2 separate regions of the Homo sapiens genome follow, and region 2 is linked to region 1. Evidence: read pairs that join two places in POLR2A ChIA-PET (ENCODE). Cell type or tissue: K562. All regions are shown on one strand. Links, peaks and the distances in the headings refer to the core of each region. The heading gives the core; the rest is flanking DNA.

Evidence for each region. Peaks named below come from ENCODE experiments on the same cell type or tissue, not always from the same donor. Only the 100,000 strongest peaks of a DNase experiment are listed, where the experiment ranks them.
Region 2: POLR2A ChIA-PET joins it to region 1 with 6 read pairs; 4 of 35 experiments call an interaction of 5 or more read pairs at or near these places.

What each region holds. Positions count from the first base shown.
Region 1 is chr16:9,064,699-9,072,838 of GRCh38, reverse strand. No RefSeq gene overlaps it. Among named protein-coding and RNA genes, the nearest start is that of HAPSTR1, 23 kb to the left of the region's middle. RefSeq lists an enhancer at 3,970-5,169. In K562, for the core only: no CTCF peak of the experiment used is centred there; a DNase peak (open chromatin) is centred at 4,278; H3K4me3 peaks cover 1,901 bases.
Region 2 is chr16:8,974,260-8,979,259 of GRCh38, reverse strand. No RefSeq gene overlaps it. Among named protein-coding and RNA genes, the nearest start is that of USP7, 13 kb to the right of the region's middle. In K562, for the core only: no CTCF peak of the experiment used is centred there; no DNase peak of the experiment used is centred there; H3K27me3 peaks cover 1,321 bases.

The DNA.
Region 1 (8,140 bases), core at 1,826-6,825:
CAGCTGAGAATATGAACTGTTTTCCTTGTTGGGGCTCATGCTACCCCAAAATATGGTACCTTGGCATTTGAAAAAAACAGCAGAAGCAGGAAGATCCCTCTCATCTTCCCTTTGCCTTCTCCCTTCAAGCAAAAAAGCCATAAAACACAAAAAGGATTCTCTGATCTTCCTTTAGAACAGATCGTAAGACCTGTCAGAGGTACACACCCTGTACCTGGAGGAAAGAAACATCCTTGTGTCTGAAGACACAGGGAAAAGCCTAAACAAAAAGGCCTTGCCAACTTCCAGCCAGTTTATTCCCATTAGGTCATAGCCCCGGTGTCCAGTTATCCTTCTCCATGGCTGTCCACTCTTCATCAAACCTAAGCATAAAATAGACAGGTTTCTGACCAGGTGCGGTGGCTAATGGCTATAATCCTAGCACTTTGGGAAGGCAAGCTGGGTAGATCTCTTGAGTCAAGAGCTGGAGACCAGCCTGGCCAACATGGTGAAACTTCATCTCTACAAAAAGTACAAAAATTGGCTAGGCATGGTGGCTCATGCCTGTAATCCTGGCACTTTGGGAGGCCGAGGCAGGCAGATCACTTGAGGTCAGGACTTCGAGACTACCCTGGACAACATGGCAAAATCCTGTCTCTACTAAAAACACAAAAATTAGCCAGGCATGGTTGCATGCACATGTAATCCTAGCTACTAGGGAGGCTGAGGCAGAAGAATTGCTTGAACCCAGGAGATGGAGGTTGCAGTGAGCCGAGATCTTGCCATTGCACTCCAGCCTGGGCGACAGAGTGAGATTCTGTCTCAGAAAAAAAAAAAAGGACAAAAATTAGCCAGGCGTGATGGCGCACACTTGGGGTCCCAGCTACTTGGGAGGCTGAGGTGAGAGGATTGCTTGAGCCCGGGAGGCGGAGGTTGCAGTCAGCGGAGATTGCACCGTTGCACTCCAGCCTGGGGAAGAAAACGAGACTGTCAAAAAAAAACAAAACACACACACACACACACACACACACACACACACATACACACGCAGGTTTTCCTGTTTCTAGATCTTCATTTCTGAAGGTTCTCATGTCACATTAAACTTATATTAAATGCGTGTGTTAATCTGTCTTTCATTGTGGGGACTCAGCCATGGACCTAGCAATGGGTGAGGAAAGATCTTTCCTTCCCTACATCTCCCGTGGTTCCTAAATGGGGTTTGTCGAAACAAAAGGAACACTGGTCTAGTGGTTCTCCATTGTGGCATCACTGTCCCATTCAAGCTGACGTTTGTAAACAGAGAGTGGGTGTTGGGTTGTCATCGTGATGTGATCTCTGGCATCCAGTGGGTGGCTGCCAGCATTGCTCGCCATCTTATAGGGTGCAGGTGATAATGTAAAATGGTACAATCACTTTCAAAAATAATTTGAGATGGCCGGGTGCGGTGGCTCATGCCTGGAATCCTAGCACTTCGGGAGGCAGAGGCAGGCAGATCATCTGAGGTCAGGAGTTCAAGACTAGCCTGGCCAACATGGTGAAACCCCATCTCTACTAAAACTGAACGTTTATGTCAGCCCTATGCATAATCACCAAAAACTGGAAATGACCCGAATGTCCAGATGAACAGATAAACAGGCTGTGATACATTCACACAGTGGACAATTTACTCCTCATCCATCAAAAGGAATAAACTATGAGTACACAATACAACATAGATGAGGCTGGGTGCGGTGGCTCACACCTGTAATCCCAGCACTTTGGGAGGCCAAGGCGAGTGGATCACCTGAGGTTAGGAGTTCGAGACCAGCCTGGCCAACATGGTGAAATCCTGTCTCTACTAAAAATACAAAAATTAGCCACGTGTGGCGGTGTGCACCTGTAATCCCAGCTACTCAGGAGGCTGAGGCAGGAGAATCGCTTGAACCCGAGAGGCAGAAGTTACAGAGAGCTGAGACTGTGTCACTACACTGCAGCCTGGGCCATAGGGCGCACAGAGGGAGACTCCATCTAAAAAAAAAAAAAAAAAAAAAAAAAAATATATATATATATATATATATATATATATATATATACATACACGGAGAGAGAGAGAGAGAGAGAGATGAAACTCAAAATAATTATGCTGGGTGAAAAAAGCCAGACACAAAAGAATACATGCATTATAATTCATTCCCTTCACATAAAATTATAGAAAATGCAAACTAATCAGTCTATAGCCACAGGAAAAAAACAGATCAAACCATTTGCCTGGGGATGTGTGGAAGGGCCAGGGGGAAGTGAAGGAGGGATTCGATTCCATTTGAATTCCCCTTGGGGTGACAAGGAAACAGGCTGGGTGATAGCCGTGTTAATCAGCCCTCCAAAGGGCAGCTCACAACCTGGCAGCTGGCTCTTTAGGGCAGAGGGAGAGTGCAAAAGAGAGTGTCCAAGAGGTGGAAACTACCATTGTTCATAATCCACTCTCAGGGGTGACATCCATCACTTCTGCTGTATCCTATTCATTTGAGATAAGTCAGTCAATCCAATGCACACTCGAGGGCTGGATGTTACACAACAGAATGAATTCCAAGAGGCGTTGGATCTTTGGGAGCTCTCTTAGAGGCTGCCCACCTCACGTAACAAATGGGAACATGCAGAAGTATGAAAGCAGACACATGCAGTGTTCTCCCTCTCTGCCCAAATGAGGGCACATTAATATTGGCCTCGCAGGTCAGAACCACTTCACAAGGACATTTTCTTTCCTCCTTAAAAAAAATACCATCGGCCAGGCACAGTGGTTTACGCCTGTAATCCCAGCACTTTAGGAGGCCAAGGTGGGCGGATCACCTGAGGCCAGGAGTTCGAGACCACACTGACCGACACGGTGAAATGCCGTCTCTACTAAAAATACAAAAATTAGCCGCGCGTAGTGGCGGGCTCCTGTAATCCCAGCTACTTGGGAGGCAGAGACAGGAGAATTGCTTGAACCCAGGAGGCAGAGGTTGCAGTGAGCCAAGATTGTACCACTGCACTCCAGCCTGGACAACAGAGCAAGACTCCCTCTAAAAAAATAAAAATAAAAATAAAAAATAGCATCGACCGGGAGCTGTGCCTCACGCCTGTAATCCTAGCACTTTGGGAGGCCTAGGCGGGCAGATCACTTGAGTTTAGGAGTTTGAAAGCAGGCTGACCAACATAGTGAAATCCTGTCTCTACTAAAAATATTTTAAAAACTAGCCGGAGGCTGGGCACAGTGGCTCACGCCTGTAATCCCTGCACTTTGGGAGGCCGAGGTGGGCGGATCACCTGAGGTCGGGAGTTCGAGAGCAGCCTGACCAACATGGAGAAACCCCGTCTCTACTAAAAATGCAAAATTAGCCAGGCGTGGTGGCGCATGCCTGTAATCCCAGCTACTCGGGAGGCTGAGGCAGGAGAATCGCTTGAACTCAGGAGGCAGAGATTGCGGTGAGCTGAGATCGTGCCATTGCACTTCAGCCTGGGCAACAAGAGTGAAACTCTGTCTCAAAAAAAAAAAGAAAAAAAAAAATTAGCAGGGTGTGGTGGCAGGCATCCGTAATCCCAGCTACTTGGGAAGTTGAGGCAGGAGAATTGTTTGAACCCAGGAGGCAGAGGTTGCAGTGAGCCAAGATCACATCATCATTGCACTCAAGCCTGGGCAACAGAGTGAGACTCTGTTTCCAAAAAATAAATAAATAAATAGCATCATTTGTCCTGTCCCAGTGGTCATAAGAGCTGATGATGCTGATGTAGTTGGCAGTATGTGTTTCTGTGGTTTCTCCAGCAGCTAAAGCAACAGCTTGTTTGAAGAGAACAGAAGCATAAAAGTGTGGTGGGATGAAAGATGCCAGGGGTGTGCCCGATTCCCCAAACAGTCTGGATTATCTTCTAGAAATATTCATCGCTATGTTGTACTGCTCAGGACAGGCTATGCTGCTGTAAATGAACAAATGAAAACAATACAATTATGTACACCTGGCAACATGGTGGTTGATGCCTGTAGTCCCAGCTATTTGGGAAAGTGAGACAGGAAGATCACTTGAGGCCAGAAGTTTGAGACCAGCCCGGGCAACATAGTAAGACTCTGTCTCAAAAAAAAAAAAAAGTATATATATATATATATATATACTCGCACACACATATATTTAATAGGCTAAACACCACAAAAGTTTATTTCATGTTCAGGCAAAGCAGGCTCTGGGTCCATACCACTCTCCAGGGCTTCTGCCTTCCACGTGATGACATGTGGTGACTCAGGGATCCAGGCAGCTTCTATCTTGTGGCTCCACGCTTTCAGTACAAGGCCTCCTCTATGATGAGCAAGATGAAGCCTGGAGAATCTTGCAGGGGCCTCAGAAAGGAAATGACACATCACTTATGATTCATATTCTATTGGCCAGAATTAGTCACGTAGCCCTGCCTAACTCAAAGTCATTGGGAAGGTACTTCCATACACTGAAAAAGGAAGGGAGAACTGGATATTGGGCAGTGTGAATATCAATTACGTATGGCAAGGAGGAGATTGAATGCAGACACTAATATTCAGAGGTGAGTATTCTTACCTGCTGTTAAAGCTGGGTAGCCTCCCACTTTGGGAGGCCAAGGTGGGTGGATCACCTGAGAACGGGCTCCTGTAATGGACACCTGTAGAGTAGCTGGGAGTTCGAGACCAGCCTGGCCAACATGGTGAAACCCCGTGTCTACTAAAAATACAAAAATCAGCCAGGAATGGTGGCACAGGTCTGTAGTCCCAGCTACTTGGGAGGCTGAGGCAGAAGAATCGCTTGAACCCAGGAGGCAGGGGTTGTAGTGAGCCGAGATCGTGCCACTGCACTCCAGCCTGGGTGACAGAGCAAGACTCTGTCTCAAAAAAAAAAAAAAAAAAAAAAAAGCTGGGGAGCCTGGCTGCTTCAAAATTAATTACAACATTTTAACAGAAAGCCCCCACCCCCACGACACTCACACACACAATTTCACATGTTATATTTGTTACCTGAAAAAAACAGGGTTCGGTTCACCGAAGTGAGTGGCAAATGACTCTCCATGAGAACGTAGGGTTTGTGTAGTTGTTGCTGTTGCTGTTGTTTTATTTAATAGAAATAAGGTCTCGCTGTGTTGTCCAGGCTGGTCTTGAACTCCTGGGCTCAAGCGATCCTCCTACCTCAGCCTCCAGAGTAGCCAGGACTACAGGCATGTGCCACCAAGCCCAGCTAATTTATTTTTTATTTTTCATTTTTGAGAGGAGTCTTGCTCTGTCTCCCAGGCTGGAGTGCAATGGCACGATCTCAGCTCACTGCAACTTCTGCCTCCTGGGTTCTAGTGATCATCCTGCCTCAGCCTCCCGAGGAGCTGGGATTACAGGCCCATGCCACCATGCCCAGCTGACTTTTGTATTTTTAGTAGACATAACGTTTCGCCATGTTGGCCAGGCTGGTCTCGAACTCCTGACCTCAAGTGATCCACCCACTTCGGCCTCCCAGAATGCTGGATTACAGGCATGAGCCACCATGCCAGGCCAGTAGTTTTTGTTTTTGTTTTTGTTTTGTTTTGAGACAGAGTCTCGCTATGTCTCCCAGGCTGGAGTGCAGTGGCGCGATCTCGGCTCACTGTAAGCTCTGCCTTCTGGGTTCACGCCATTCTCCTGCCTCACCCTCCCGAGTAGCTGGGACTATAGGCGCCTGCCACCACGCCCAGATAATTTTTTTTTTTTTGTATTTTTAGTAGAGACAGGATTTCACTGTATTAGCCAAGATGGTCTCGATCTCCTGACCTCTTGATCCACCTGCCTCAGCCTCCCAAAGTGCTAGGATTACAGGCGTGAGCCACCACGCCCGGCCACCAATAGTTTTATTACATGGCAGAAGTAAGGAGGACAGCTGGGAGTATTCTCGAAAGCAGTGTCTCTCTGAGGGAAAGTGACAGAAGGGTTTTATGCGGTGATGGAGAGGGGAGATGGTGCGTCATTCCACATAGAGGAGGGGTCTCCATGGCACAGACTCAGTAAGTAATCATGCCAGCACCTAGGTCACATGCGATGGTCACAAGCTATAGCTCCTCCCAGGGTGGAGACGTGAGCATGACAATCAAGCAAGTTCATTCGGGCTCAGGTCTGTAATCTCAGCACTTTGGGAAGCCAAGGAGGGTGGATCACTTGAGGTCAGGAGTTCCAGACGAGCCTGGCCAACATGGTGAAACCCTGTCTCTACTAAAAATACAAAAATTAGCTGGGTGTGGTGGCGTGCACCTGTAGTCTCAGCTCCTTGGGAGGCTGAGGCAGGAGAATCGCTTGAACCCAGGGGGCGGAGGTTGCAGTGAGCCGAGATCACACCCCTGCATTCCAGCCTGAGCAACAGAGTGAGACTCCATCTCAAAAACAAAAACAAAAACAAAAAATGATGTAACATATATATATATAAAGATAGAGTTAAGGCACAAAGAGGTTTCTAATCAAATTGATGGGCTTTTTCCACATCAACAACCAATTCTCCAATTCTCCACACACCAACTGGGTGTCCAGCAATGCAACGTAATGCAATTCTGATGCTGCCCGGGGTTAGCCTCAAACCCCACAGATGAAGGGCTTCGTCCCACAAGACTGCCCCACTTCAGGTGCCAATCCCAAGTCTGGGGCATCCATACTTCTGACTGACCAGACATAAATTGGGGGTTCCCACAAGCCCCTCATTAGGTTCAGTAATTTGCTAGAACAGCTCATAGAACTCAGGAAAACGCTGCACTTAATATTACTGGTAAAGACAGGGGAGCGGGGGCTTGGAGCTTCCATGACCCCTCCAGGTGTGTTGCTCTCCCAGCACCTGGATGTGTTCACCAACCCAGAAGCTCATGAAACTCATTGTTCAAAAATGTATTTTAGCCAGGCATGGTGGCTCACGCCTGTAATCCCAGAAGTTTGGGAGACCGAGGCAGGTGGATCAACTGAGGTCAGGAGTTCGAGACCAGCCTGGCCAATATGGTGAAACCCCGTCTCTATTAAAAATACAAAATTAGCTGGGCATGATGGCCTGTACCGGTAATCCCAGCTACTCAAGAGGCTGAGGCAGGAGAATCTCTTGAACCTGGGAGGCAGATGTTGCAGCGAGCCGAGATCGTGCCATTGCACTCCAGCCTGGGCAACAAGAGCAAAACTCCGTCTCAAAATAAATAAATAAATGAACAAACAAAACTATAAAGTGCAGATAAATGAGAAGACACAGCCAATCAAACTAGTGACCGACCACCCAAAAACAAGTGTAACGTAATATTTTCATAGATATCTTTCCATTACATTTTCTATGCATATGTGTTTTATAAAATTAGAATTTTCCTTTACATACTATTCTTAATTTTTTCTTTCTTAAAAATTATATCTTTAGAGGCAGGGTCTTGCTCCGTTGTCCAGGCTGGCATGAAGTGGCACAATCATAGCTTACTGCAGTCTTGAACTTCTGACTCAAGTGATCCTCTCACCTCAGTCTCCAAAGTAGCTGGGATTACAGGCATGAGCCACCATACCCCACTAATTTGCCTTTTTTTTTTTTGGTAGAGGCAGGGTCTTGCTATGTTGGTCAGGCTGGTCTCAGACACCTGGCCTCAAGTGATCCTCCTGCCTCAGCCTCCCAGGGTGCTGGGATTCTAGGTATGAGCCACTACACTTGTTTTTGTTTTTGTTTTTGTTTTTGTTTTTGTTTTTTGAGACGGAGTTTTGCTCTTGTTGCCCAGGCTGGAGTGCAACAGCGTGATCTTGGCTCACCCCAACCCCAGCCTCCCGGGTTCAAGTGATTCTCCTCCTTCAGCCTACCAAGTAGCTGGGATTACAGGCATGTGCTGCCACGCCTGGCTAATTTTGTATTTTTAATACAGACGGGGGTTTCTCCATGTCGGTCAGACTGGTCTCGAACTCCTGACCTCAAGTGATCCACCCGCCTTGGCCTCCCAAAATGCTGGGATTACAGGCATGAGCCACCACATCTGGCCCAGTTTTTTGTTTTTTGTTTTTTTTTACTTAATAAATCATGACCATCTTTTTATGTTCTCATCCCTTTTTTTTTTAGACAGAGTCCTGCTGTGTCATTCAGGCTGGAGTGCATGGCACCATCTCGGCTCACTGGAACCTCCACCTCCTGGGCTTAAGTGATTCTCCTGCCTCAGCCTCCCAAGTAGCTGA
Region 2 (5,000 bases), core at 1-5,000, 92 kb after region 1:
CTGGCAGAAGCAAACACTGGGACCTGTGAAGGGCTACATCTTCTGGAAAACAATGCATACAATGAAATGCACAGCATTTACATGGCAGACGCTTATTTGGACCATTGCTAAATTTATCTATGTATGTATGTATTATTCATCGAATTGTCCTAGCAGATATTTGGAGAGTGACAGTGTTTTGTTATTTTTACTTTATTTTTATTTTATTTATTTATTTATTTATTTGAGATGGAGTCTTGCTCTGTTGCCCAGGCTGGAGTGCAATGGCACAATCTTGGCTCACTGCAACCTTTGCCTCCTGGGTTCAAGTGATGCTCCTGCCTCTGGCTCCTGAGTAGCTGGGATTATAGGTGCCCACCACCGTGCCTGGCTAATTTTTGTATTTTTAGTAGAGACGGGGTTTCACAATGTTGGCCAGGCTGGTCTCAAACTCTTGATCTCAGGTGATCCACCCGCCTCAGCCTCCCAAAGTGCTGGGATTACAGGCGTGGGTCACCACTCCCAGCCTTATTTTATGTTTGAGACAGGTTCTTGCTCTGCCGCCCAGGTTGGAGTGCAGTGGTGTGATCACGGCCCATTGCAGCGTCAACCTCCTGGGCTCAAGTGATCCTCGCACCTCAGCCTCCCAAGTAGCTGAAACTACAGGTACGTACCACCATCCCCAGCTAATTTTTTTCTTTTTTTTTTTCCCTTTTTTTTGTAGAGATGGGGTTTCACTATGTTGTCCAGGCTGGTCTTGAACTTCTGGGCTCAAGCAATACTCCTGCCTCTCAGCCCAAAGTGCTAAGATTGCAGGCATGAGACATCATGCCTGGCTTTATTTTTATTTTTTCGTTAATTTTTGTAGAAAGGCGGTCTTGCTATGTTGCCCAAGCTAGTCTTGACCTCCTTTGCTCCAGCGATTCTCCCACCTCAGCTTCCCAACGTGCTGGGATTATAGGCTTGAGCCACCACACCAGGTCCTGTTTTTATTTATTTATTTATTTATTTATTTATTTATTTATTTATTGTTTTGAGACGGAGTCTCATTCTTGTGGCCCAGGCTGGAGTGCAGTGGTGCAGTATCGGCTTACTGCAACCTCTGCCTCCCAGGTTCAAGCGATTCTCCCTGAGTGGCTGGGACTACAGGCATGTGCCACCATGCCCAACTAATTTTCATATTTTTAGGAGAGGGGGGGTTTCACCATGTTGGCCAGGCTGGTCTCAAACTCCTGACCTCAAGTGACCCACCCGCCTCGGCCTCCCAAAGTGCTGGGATTACAGGCGTGAGCAACTGCACCCGGCCTGTTTTTATATTTTTTATTGAGACAAGTCTCACTCTGTCACCCAGCCTAGAGTGTGGTGGTGTGATCACAGCTCACCGCAGCTTAGACTTCCTGCGCTCAAGTGATCTTCCCACCCCAGCCTCCCAAGTGAAGGAGAGAATGAAAGTCTTTACATGAGACATTTTTGTAGTGTACTTAGAAAAAGGTGCAGGCACTGGTCCTGGTGGTTCACACTTGTAATCCCAGCACTTTGGAAGGCCAAGGCAGGAAGATCTCTTGAGGCTAGGAGTTCAAGGCCAGCCTGGGCAACATGGCCACCCCATCTCTACAAAAAACTTAAAAACAAAAAGCGTAGTGGCACACACCTATAGTCGCACCTACTCAGGAGGCTGAGGTGGGAGGATCGCTTGAGCCCAGGAGGTCGAGGCTGCAGTGAGCTATGATTGCACCACTGCACTCAGCCTAGGAGACAGAGAAAGACAATAAAGAAACAAATGAAAAGAAAATGAAGGAAGAAATGGAGGGAGGAAAGAAGGAAAGAAGAAAAAGAAAGAAAGAGAGAAGAAAGAAAGAAGTGCAGTAGTTTCTCATAGAAATTTCTAGGGCTGTGCATTGCCAAGACAATCCTAAGCCAAAAGAACAAAGGTGGAGGCATCATGTTACCTGACTTCAAACTACACTACAAGGCTACAGTAACCAAAACAGCATGGTACTGGTACCAAAACAGAGATATAGACCAATGGAATGGAATAGAGCCCTCGGAAATAATACCACACATCTACAACCATCTGCTCTTTGACAAACCTGACAGAAGCAAGAAATGGGGAAAGGATTCCCTAGTTAATAAATGGTGCTGGGAAAATTGGCTAGCCATATGTAAAAGCTGAAACTGGATCTCTTCCTTATACCTTATACAAAAATCAATTCAAGATGGATTAAAGACTTAAACGTTAGACCTAAAACCATAAAAACTCTAGAAGAAAACCTAGGCAATACCACTCAGGCCATAGGCATGGGCAAGGACTTCATGACTAAAACACCAAAAGCAATGGCAACAAAAGCCAAAATTGACAAATGGGATCTAATTAAACTAAAGAGCTTTTGCACAGCAAAACAAACTACTATTGGAGTGAACAGGCAACCTACAGAATGGGAGAAAATTTTTACAATCTACCTATCTGACAAAGGGCTAATATCCAGAATCTACAAAGAACTTAAACAAATTTACAAGAAAAAGTCAAACAACCCCATCAAAAGTGGGTGAAGGATATGAACAGACACTTCTCAAAAGAAGACATTTATGCAGCCAAAAGACACGTGAAAAAATGCTCATCATCACTGGCCATCAGAGAAATGCAAATCAAAACCACAATGAGATACCATCTCACACCAGTTAGAATGGCAATCATTAAAAGTCAGGAAACAACAGGTGCTGGAGAGGATGTGGAGAAATAGGAACGCTTTTACACTGTTGGTGGGACTGTAAACTAGTTCAACCATTGTGGAAGACAGTGTGGTGATTCCTCAAGGATCTAGAACTAGAAATGCCATTTGATCCAGCTATCCCATTACTGGGCATATAGCCAAAGGATTATAAATCATGCTGCTATAAAGACACACGCACACATATGTTTATTGCAGCACTATTCACAATAGCAAAGACTTGGAACCAACCCAAATGTCGATCAATGATAGACTGGATTCAGAAATGTGGCACATATAGACCATGGGATACTATGCAGCCATAAAAAAGGATGAGTTCATGTCCTTTATAGGGACATGGATGAAGCTGGAAACCATCATTCTGGGCAAACTATTGCAAGGACAGAAAACCAAACACCGTGTGTTGTCACTCATAGGTGGGAACTGAACAATGAGAACACATGGATACAGGGTGGGGAACATCACACACCAGGGCCTGCTGGGGGGTGGGGGGAGGGGGGAGGGATAGCATTAGGAGATATACCTAATGTAAATGACAAGTTAACGGGTGCAGCACACCAACATGGCACATGTATACATATGTAACAAACCTGCACGTTGTGAACATGTACCCTAGAACTTAAAGTAAAATTAAAAAAAAAAGAAAAAAAGAAATGTCCGGGGCTGGGCGTGGTGGCTCACGCCTGTAATCCCAGCACTTTGGGAAGCCGAGGCAGGCGGCTCACTTGAGGTCAGGAGTTTGAGACCAGCCTGGCCAACCTGGTGAAACCCCGTCTCTACTAAAGATACAAAAAAAATTAGCCAGGTGTGGTGGTATGCGCCTGTAATCCCTGCTACTTGGGAGGCTGAGGCAGAAGAATCATTTTAACCCAGAAGGCAGAGGTTTCAGTGAGCTGAGATCGCACCACCACACTCCAGCCTGGGTGACAGAGTGAGACTCTGTCTCAAAAAAAAAAAAAAAATTAAAAAATTAAAACAGAAGAAAAAGGAAAGAAAATAAAAACAAAGGTGGAGTCTTCAAAATTACTTTAGCCTGTTCTTTTGTTCTGGGACCGCCTTAAGTAAACCTTTAAGCTATGCAAATGAGGTAAGGAGTCCAGATCCAGCCTTCAGTGAGCCGGGTGGGGAAGGGTGGGTAGGTGGGAGTTGAATTATAAGAAGCTGGAGGCGGAGAAGGCAGGGATCACATCACTTTCTCTTATTTCCTATTTTCCTCTGAACGGGCTCAGAAAGCTCAGGAAGGCCCCAGAGAGCTTGCTTTCCGGAGATTCCCCATGCCGCCGTTAAGACCAATTCGGAAATCGAGGCGTGAGCCAAGCTTCAAGCGTAGCCAGAGGCGCAAATCTCAGCCCCTCCCCAAGGCCCTGAGGTGCCTTCCCCAGGAAGACCCAAGTACCAGCCACCAGTCCCTGTGGCTACTGGCTGAGTTCAGCTGCAGTGATCACAGCACAAAACAAGGTATGTTTTTTAAAATTATATTTTCCAACTTGATTGCTGGCTATAAGAAAACTTCATGGACATAGATAACGCCGTTGATCACCTTAGAGAAAATGTACAGTGCTTTCGATAGCTTGTGTTTCCTCTGGAGGGTTTTAGGCATGACATTTCCAAATCCGTGTTTGGCCTCTTCTGTTGCAGTTGAGCTTGTGTTTTCTCTTCTTGCCTTTCCTGGTGTTCCTTGGAAATGGATTGGATTGATAAAAACGGAGTTGGTTGTTTTTTTTTTATTTGTTTGTTTGTTTGATTTTTGAGATAGGATCTCGCTCTGTCACCCAGGCTGGAGTGCAGTGGTGCCATCTTGGCTCATGCAGCCTCAGCCTCCCGGGCTCAAGCAATCCTCCTACCTCAGCCTCCCGAGTAGCTAGGACTATAGGTGCGCACCACCATGCCCAGCTAATTTTGTTTATTTTTTGCAGAGATGAGGTTTCACTGTGTTGCCTAGCAGAGTCCCCCTCATCTTGGCATCCTACAGTGCTGGGATTATAGGCATAAGCCACAGTACCTGTCTAGGAGTTGGTCTTTTCAGCAACAAGTGGAAGGATGAATTTGGGACACAGGCTAGAGGCAGGGTGGAGAGCAAAGGGTGAGATGTGATCTAGCGCAGCAGGAGTAATGGCTAAAGGACGCCTGCATAGAACAGAGGTTCCGAGATTGGAACAAATGCCAAAATCAAGTAGGATCATAATTACCCTTAAATCCCTTAAATCACCTTTGTAATCTCTTCCAAACTAGAACAGATCACCTCATTGAGTGCTGCTGAATTGACTATTTAGCAATATCATTACATCTCCC